Linked DNA regions of Homo sapiens: region 2 is linked to region 1. A link is a loop called in an ENCODE intact Hi-C map of the cell type or tissue named here. Cell type or tissue: Calu3. All regions are shown on one strand. Each heading gives the region's core, and the rest is flanking DNA. Links, peaks and the distances in the headings are about the cores only. Region 1 has its middle 87 kb from the start of PLSCR2. Region 2 overlaps PLSCR4 (phospholipid scramblase 4).

Evidence for each region. Hi-C counts contacts between places; a loop is a spot of excess contacts. Peaks named below come from ENCODE experiments on the same cell type or tissue, not always from the same donor. Only the 100,000 strongest peaks of a DNase experiment are listed, where the experiment ranks them.
Region 2: a loop joins it to region 1, with 2.5 times the contacts of the local background. A loop is called at or near these places in 4 of 110 quality-filtered maps.

Annotation. Positions count from the first base shown.
Region 1 is chr3:146,380,721-146,385,130 of GRCh38, forward strand. No RefSeq gene overlaps it. Among named protein-coding and RNA genes, the nearest start is that of PLSCR2, 87 kb to the right of the region's middle. In Calu3, for the core only: no CTCF peak of the experiment used is centred there; a DNase peak (open chromatin) is centred at 1,871.
Region 2 is chr3:146,216,821-146,221,230 of GRCh38, forward strand. PLSCR4 (phospholipid scramblase 4) reads right to left here. Exons shown (of 9, transcript NM_020353.3): 3 at 3,995-4,105. Among named protein-coding and RNA genes, the nearest start is that of PLSCR4, 32 kb to the right of the region's middle. In Calu3, for the core only: a CTCF peak has its summit at 2,281 (motif pointing right); a DNase peak (open chromatin) is centred at 2,271.

The DNA.
Region 1 (4,410 bases), core at 96-4,095:
TGCCCAGGTGGGGTGCCTGTGACCCTGAGGCCCCAGAAGAGGTGATACAATGCTCCTTTAGTTCCGCTGGTTATGGATGGCTATGTGTTAACAGCTCATTTGGCCCCTTGCCTCATCATGTGGGGCGGCTTCCCTCCACCAGAGAGGGCAAAGGGCTAGTGTGACAGCCTTTTTTGGGTACCTGCACTCAGTGGGTCCTGAGCTCTTGCCTGGTGTCCAAGAAGAATGAGGTCGCATGGACACTTGAAGGATGCTGAACGTGAATAATTTTATTGAGCAATGGGAATGGCTCTCAGTGGAGAGGAGAGCTGCAGAGGGAATGGAAGGGCAGATAGCTCTCCCTGAAGTTCAGCCGTGTCTTCCCCAAAATCAAGCCATCTCTTCATTGCCAAAGTCCAGCCATCTTGTCTCCAAAGTCAAGCCATCTTGCTGAAGTCAAGCTGCCTCTCTCCCTTTACTGACTAAGTCTAGGGTCTTTATAGGTGAAGGATAGGAATGGGTTAGGCCATAGGTAGTTTTGGAAAAGGCAACATTCGATTGGTAAAACTACATTATTCAGAAAATACTAATCAGGAGAGAATAGGCAAACAAGAATAGAAATTCTCATTTTGGGCCACAGGTTTCAGGCTACTTTGGCTTGAATGTGGGATTTCACTGGACATCTGCCCCTATCTGCCTAGAATTTCTCTGCCTCCTGCCTCTACTAATGGTACACAACAGCAAACATCACACAATGCAGGTAGGAACTCACAGGCTAAGGGTGAGCAGGAACACACGTCTCTGGCTTTGCAATAGTCTGGAGAGATGTGCTTAGACCATGGGACTGGGTGCTGACAGAGGTCATCTGCCTTCTGCTGCTGTCTATTTTTAATTGAGTAAGTATAGCAATGATGTTTCTCAGGGGAATAGATACTTTAAGGTTTGGAGAAAGTTTTCTAACGATGTGCTGGAAAAAGCCAGCTCTCTAGCACTTGGAGACGGTGAAGAAATTTGCTGGGCCACCCAGAGAGACTGCTCCAGCACTCCTTTTCTTCATATAATTAAAGGACAAAATATAAGTAACATATTGTTAAAATAGTAAAGCATTACATAAATTAATTGAGTCTCTCTCTGAATAGCAAAAGGTAATAATGAAATACTGAAATGAAGAGTACGATTTTCTGTGTGGAGATTATAAAACACACATGAATATTATGTTCTAAATCTTCAATAGATGACTTCTATTGAAGTATTTTATTCATTCATTTATTTTTAGAGATGAGGTCTCACTCTGTCATGCAGGCTGGAGTACAGTGGTGCAATCATACCTGACTCTAATCTCAAACTCTTGGGCTCGCAGGATCCTGCTACCTCCTAAGTCACTGGGATTACAAGCATAAGCCACTGCACTCAGCTATTTAAATATTTTAAAATCCAATCTTAAAATAATCTTTTTAACGGTGAATCTTTAGTGCACAACTGGGGTGAGTGGTGAAATCAATGGCCAAGGAAATTAAAATAATAATTGAAAATGAACAAATTGTTTTACTTTAATAAAATTATATTTCTAAAATCAGCAGCAATATTTGAAAGCCACTACTTTGGATACATTCTTTTTTAAATAATAAAATCAGTTTTTTGTATATTCAGCAGAAGAAAATTTACATGTATATTTGTATATAATATTGGAGATTAAGTGGAAGTTTTAATTTGCATGGCCATATTTCAATGAGGAAGTAGAAAATTTTACATCTTGTTCAATATACAGTAGGTAATATGTGATAGAGCTAGAACTCAGATCTGCATGTGCTGTAGTTCAAAGCTATGGTTTCTCATTCTAGAAATATTTAGCTTGCTACAGTACACAAAGCGATACTGCCCTCTGGCCACTGCTGGCTTCATAGGCCTGATTGCCAGGTAGTCACATAGGACCCTGTGCTTGCATTAATGTGCTGCTGTTTCCATCCTGAATTCTTAATAATATTTGAAGAAGGAACATCACATTTTAGTTTTCACTGAGCTCAACAAATTATGTAGCTAGTCCTGCTTCTGGAAAATATCTTAACATCTCTTAAAATAGTCTCTGTGTTTGTAATGAATGTGATACAACCTATTCTAATTAATAAGAAAAATTGTCGCTGGACAACCATAAGACTGATCCATTTCTTTTCATTATTGGTAAAACAGCTTTACCTCTCAGATATCAGTTTCTCTTACCTATGACAATTGCACTTATTGACCCCAAATGTGCTTGCTTGTTGCTGAAGAGCTCTCTACCCATAATGATGCTTTCTGAAAGTTCTCCAAAGGAAAATACTCTACTGAGCCCTTCTGTAGCTGCCTAGAATGCTCTTCATTTGGTTTATGCAAACCTCTTAGCAAACCACAGGGGCAGTTGCAACTTTCTCTAGTTTACTGAGGGGATACTTTGGCCCTTCTTGCATCTATCTTCAAAATACTAAGTCTATGGGAAAGAGAGACAAAGAGGTGTTAAAACACTATCGATAAACTATATCTCCTATCTAGAAAGAATGTACAATTTTGATCTCGTGGTGTTTCTGTAGCACATTATGTAAATGTCTTTAATAGCCCTATCACCTCGTAGAGTTGTTGTTGGTTTAATTGTGTTTCTCCTCCCCTACTAGGCTCCTTAAGTAGTAGGATACAGCCTTGATCATCTATTTTTTTTTTATCTTTAGAGCCTGAAATGTAGCCCAAACTTTCATGGAGTGTTTATTAAAATGAAATGAAATAAAATGCCAAAGTTCCCCCTTTATTCAATGACTTTGGCAGTATATATTTCAATGACAATTATGCATATTTTCAGGTGAGTTATGTAGAAACTTCCCCAAACTAAAACTAATGAATCCTCAAAACAGATATGTAAGTGCTTCATTACCTAAAAGCAATGTTTCCAATTAGTTTCTGCTTCTGGGTTTTATTTTCCCAATGTGATTTAGCTAATGTTTTAGCTAAAGAGAAAGTGATCCACTTATTAATGTCCTAGCATAAGATAAAGTGAAACACTATTAGCATAAATCTTTCTCCAATAGCATTTGACAAAAACCATTGATAATTAGGTAGGCAACTACAAATTGATTTGTCAGACAGCAGGATCATAAAATGCCTTTTGTCCTTTTCTCATTTGATTTTCTTTGTCCTGGAATACTGCACTTATATATGAAATTAGTGTCTCTTGAATGACACAATGTGATTGAGGCCATCTTCATTGTAACGAAATAATTTTTCTACATTAATAAATGTTTTATATATATTATAATATGTAATATATCTAAATTTATAGTTTCAGAACAATTTTTATAACTATATATAGTTTTATAAGTAATAGAATCAATCTTCAAACTCATTAATCAGGTTAATAAAAATCTCAGCAACTGAAAACTATAATTAAATTTATTCAATCTGATAAGAGTATCTAGATGTTTCAGTTACACTTATGGGTATGTTATTAATATGCATATTCCAAATTTGGATAAAACTCTTAGAAATCTAATATGTTATCCATCATAATTGTGGCTACCATATTGTATGCCACAAAAATAACTAAATTATCTTGTCAAATGCTGATTATAATAAACTTCCACCAGATTTTTAACCATGGCTATTCTAAGTTTTTGTCACTCACAGTGATTATTTTGAACTCTTCTCTGAAAGCATGTGCAATCAGATTCAAGGAAAGACTAACAAGTATTTGTATGTCCTCTTAAATATAGGTTTCTAATATATTTAAGATCAATGGGCAAAATAAATTTTTTTCAAAACTTTAATGAAGAAACTGATGGGTTCATAAAATTTCTAATCAAGAACAAGCAGAACAAAAATTAATTACATGAGATTGGACAACTAGTGAAGATAATGTTTTTATGACATTTAAAACATTGTTGACTCTTTATTAAATTTTTTTTCCAAATGTAAGAAATTTTTGTTCTCTCAAACTATTTGAACTTTACAGAAATTTGGTAAAATATACATCTGAAAACAAAGATAGAAGGAATTGCTTTTTCTCCTTCTTTGATTCCACCAAAATTCAAAAGTGTTCATGATTATTCTCATGACAATATGGTTATTTGCATAAGTCCAGTAAAAATCTGCTCTCTCTATATAGCAGGATACAATTGGAAACATTGTTTATATTACCAAGTCTTTGACTGAAATACCACTTTTGAGAATGCCTGGTTTCAAGGGTTCCTTACAGTACAGCCTTTTTATCTTCCTAGCAGATAAAAATGGTTACTTCTTGGCAGGCCCAGAAACCTTAAAGAGTGTATGTAAAATCTAAAGTCTGCCTTGGTTTGGCTTCCTAGTCTCAAGAGGTTTTCTGAGATTCCTTTATAATCAACATACAGGAAAAAACATATTTCCAAAGAAAAGCCACAATACATCTATTATCAAACTGTAGCCCTGTGCATT
Region 2 (4,410 bases), core at 158-4,157, 160 kb before region 1:
GTTCTACCCTTTCACCTCCATGGGACATCATGGGACAATGCAGTGGTCTGGGGTCAACCAATAATGCAAAAGCCAGTCGCCTTTGAAGGTGATGAAGTCTAAGACATTTTGGTTACTCATAAAAATGCCACTCATAATAGTCATGAATCATGAAATTCTCCTAATACTATCTGAAAACAAGGCCATGAGATAAATCAAAGATTCTTTTATCTATGAAATATTCCTCAAGCCCATTTCAAGGACCAGCTTCTGTGCTTGCTGCTAGAAATATAAGACAGAAAGACATTCAAATGCATGCCTGTCTCCAAGGGCAGCAAGTTCTGTGGAGGCTACAAAGATGTATAAGAAAAGGTGAATGGTTGTCACGAAGCAAGTAATTGACATAATCATAGGTAGATGCATAGCATGTTAAGGGATTAGACAGGAGGGGTACCTAACCTATGCAGAGAAGGTATACTACGATATAGATGCTAACACACTAGACCTAGCCAGCATCTCCATGATGGGGAAAGGTTTTACAGGCAAACGGACAAGAACAGGCAGGTGCATAGAGGAGGCTCACTACTGCAGGACGAACTGCTGTGTGTGGAGATTTAGCAGACAAGGCTAGAAAGATAGGATGAAGATTATGAAAGACCTTGAACTTTATGCCAATCAAATGGAAAGTAAAGTGATTCATTTTACATTTAGAATTCTTTATATATGAGGTCAGATTAGGCAGGAAGTACTTGCAAGGGTCTGGCTAGAAGGCAAGGAAGGCTGATTTTGGTGAAAGGAGCAGAGAGTGGAGAAATGGTAATTGACATTTAAGATACAACATTGACTTTGAAGTGGACTGGATATGAGAAAAGATTCTCAAGTTTCTGGCTTGGGATCCTACAGGCCTCCAGTGTATGGGAAGAATGGAGAAAGAAAATAGAGTTTAGAAGCAAGATAACAAAGTTGGGCTGGTGATCATTGAGTTTGAGATTCAATGGTCTTTCATGAGAAGCAGTCTATAGGTGGTTGGAAGTGCAAGTTTAGAGACTATCAGACTGACATGATCTGTGGATATGTATTTCATAAGTGATGAAGGAAAAGGAAACCTTCAGTATTAACAAGATCACTTAGAAGAGTGTGTAAAAGGAAGGGTGACTGGGAGAGGAGAGAGAAGGAGATGGGGAAGGGCAGGGAAAACCAGGGGAGTAGACCAAATAATTTTGAGAACAGCACTTTTTAAGAGTAGGGACACAGTTTTTGACAGAAACTGACAGTAAGCAGACTAAAGGGAAAATAATGGTAACAGGAAACAATGTCAAATGAGAGTTAAGTGAGAAAAAAAGTATAACGTATTTGGAAAAAAGTGAAGGTAAGTATGTATTTAAGTTTGTTATGAAGAATATACTTTAATTCCTTTAAGAATTGTATTTAAGAGTACCCGAATTGGACTAGAAATCAGATATCCATACCTTCTTTTTTTAACTATTATTAAAAATAACAATGTAACTAAAAATCATATGAATTATCTCAAGAATATTAATCATTATATCACTTCAATGAGTTAATGATTAATTTACCATGTACTTTTAATATAAAAGCACCTCATGTTATAAAATTTGAAGATCAATAAATCAGAAAAAAATTGCCATTTAGATTTTGAGGCTATTCGTATAGAGATTATATTTTTTAAAATTAAATTTATATTTATTTTAAAATTAAATACATATTTATGTAATTGAACAATTTTTGTTATAAGTATGTATTATCCAGAGATAAAAGAAGGAAAACATATGATGAAATTATATGTGGGAAATTGGTATATTATACTTTCTTCTAAGCTTTGAAGTTTTCATAAGAGTTCTGATTGCTTCTGCAGGAAAACAAAGCAAAACAAAACAAAATATGTTTAACTTTGTGTAACTATAGCATCTCAGACTTACGTAAATAAAGACCTCTGTTACGGAGCGTTGTCCTACCAATACTGGTGTAAGACACACTGTCTGATAGGATTTGAGTTTTTTTAGTTATTTTGAACATCAGGAAATCATGCCATTTTCTCTTTAAATATACTAAATATAACAAAGGTTTCTTTATTCTCTTAAACAAGAATAGTGGATAAAATTATTTTTGTGGGAACACATATCCAACACCATAATGCAAATTGGAATTATGTAAAGAAATTGGGATAAATTCATTAACACTACATAATTCAAGTACAGATTTCAAGATTCTTAATTTGAGTCACAGAGACAATTTTTGTCAGTCTTCGTAAGTTTATAGTCCAGCCACCAGGTGGCGATCAGAGCGAAATTTTGCTATATTTTATAACTGAAAATTCATTAGTTGTGTGGTCTGCACTATAATATTTTTACAACTTACCTTGTCATTTAATTTGAAGGATGTAGCCTACTCTCTTGCTGAATTATTGATATACAGAAGAATAGACATACGCTTTATCAGATGAGAACATGATGTATAACCAAGGTTTTTCTCAGAAATGGTGAAGTTTCTGTTCTAGTAGGGTCTAGGTTTTTGGATATAGAGTAATTGGTAAATATAAGATAGATCTTGTATATCATGTTGGAAGTCACTGAAGTGACATATAGAGAAACGATAGATAAAGCATGATTATAATTTAATAATTTAATTTTTAATACCTTGGATTTAGGAAAGGTTGCGCTATTAATGCAGTATGTTATAATGCATTTTATCCTCATAACACACATACACATTAGGAAGAGAAAAAAGGAAATCCTGATGCTTTCAGAAAACACTGTAGGTGCAGAAGCCACCTGAGCTGTATGGATCATATGCCTAGAGCCAAAAAAAACCTTTGGCCGGGCACGGTGGCTCACACCTGTAATCCCAGCACTTTGGGACACTGAGGCAGGTGGATCACCTGAGGTCGGGACTTCGAGACCAGCCTGACCAACATGGAAAAACCTTGTCTCTACAAACAAAAAACAAAGAACAAAAAATAAAAAACAAAAATTAGCCGGGCGTGGTGGTGCATGCCTGTGATCCCAGCTACTCCGAAAGCTGATGCAGGAGAATCACTTGAACCTGGGAGGTGGAGGTTGTGGTGAGCCAAGATCGCACCATTGCACTCCAGCCTGGGCAACAAGACTGAAACTCCATCTCAAAAAAAAAACTTTTGCCATTATCTTGTGCCATTATCTTGTACATAGCAGGGTTTCTTTTCCCCCTTCAGAGCATAACACAATGGTTTCTACTTCTAAATATACGCTTAAATATGTATTTTAAAAAAATATTACTACAGTGTCTACATCATTATGTAAGTCATTAAAATGTGTTTAAAGACAATACTAACTATTTCCTTGGCCAAAAGTAAGGGCACTTTTAATTTTTAAAATTTTAAACTTGGCCAAATTGTTTTCTAACAATCATAATATCTCAAATTCACACTAGCACTGTATAAAGTATTCATTCTCCCAAGACATCACCAGTAGTGCACTCAGACTTACAAAAATATTTGCCAGAAAGATAAGCTCCTTAATCAGCACCCATGGCCATTCACTTCCATTTCTCTGCACATCTTCCATGTGTCTCATGCATGCCTCATACCAGATTTTCATGACCCTGTACTTACGGACATATGATTCTTTCTGCTAAGGATAGTCCTTTCCCCCTTTTCTTTGCTTGTGAAATTTTTATCATGACAGCAAAACTTGACCTCCTTAGTCAGGGCTTTCCTCAAATCCCTGGCAATGTCAAATACTGTCTTCTGTGTCCTTACAACACTCTCTTCATATCTCCATATAGAATGGAGAGAATGTCATCAATATTTGCACAACTTCCATCTAAAAGCCTGTAAATCCTATGGCTACAGGAATATATTCTAACTGACATATAGTAAACTATGTGGCACCCTATTGGCATCCAATATTTATTTACTTATTAAATCAGTCAATTAATTTGTTCGCTTAAAAAGCAATTTTAATCATTAGTATGGTTTTTAGCAAAGGAGAATATCTTTTATGAATATTTAACCCACCTGGTAAAAAATGAGAATTGTATTCAGGAGGAGCATCAGGCCTTGGATCTGGTGGTTTTGTTTGATTTTCCATTTCACCTGCAGGCTGTTCAGGGGCTGTGGGTACCACACCTTCAGGGGAAGACAGGGAACATGACTTACAAAGGAAACAATAATATAATGACAAAATGTATTCTTTTTCCTTTCTTATGGGAATGCATCAAGAAATATAATCAACTGGAAAATACACTCCTATATTTTTTAAAGAAAGAATTCATCATATATTAGACACTATTAATAAATTTCATGAATTTTCAAACTGAACATAGATTTAAAAATAGAACTAAACAATTATATTATGCTTGTGATCAAAGCAATGAGCTTTCATACTAGTGGTTCAACTGCCCCGATGCTAACTCTTATCTACAAAGTAAATT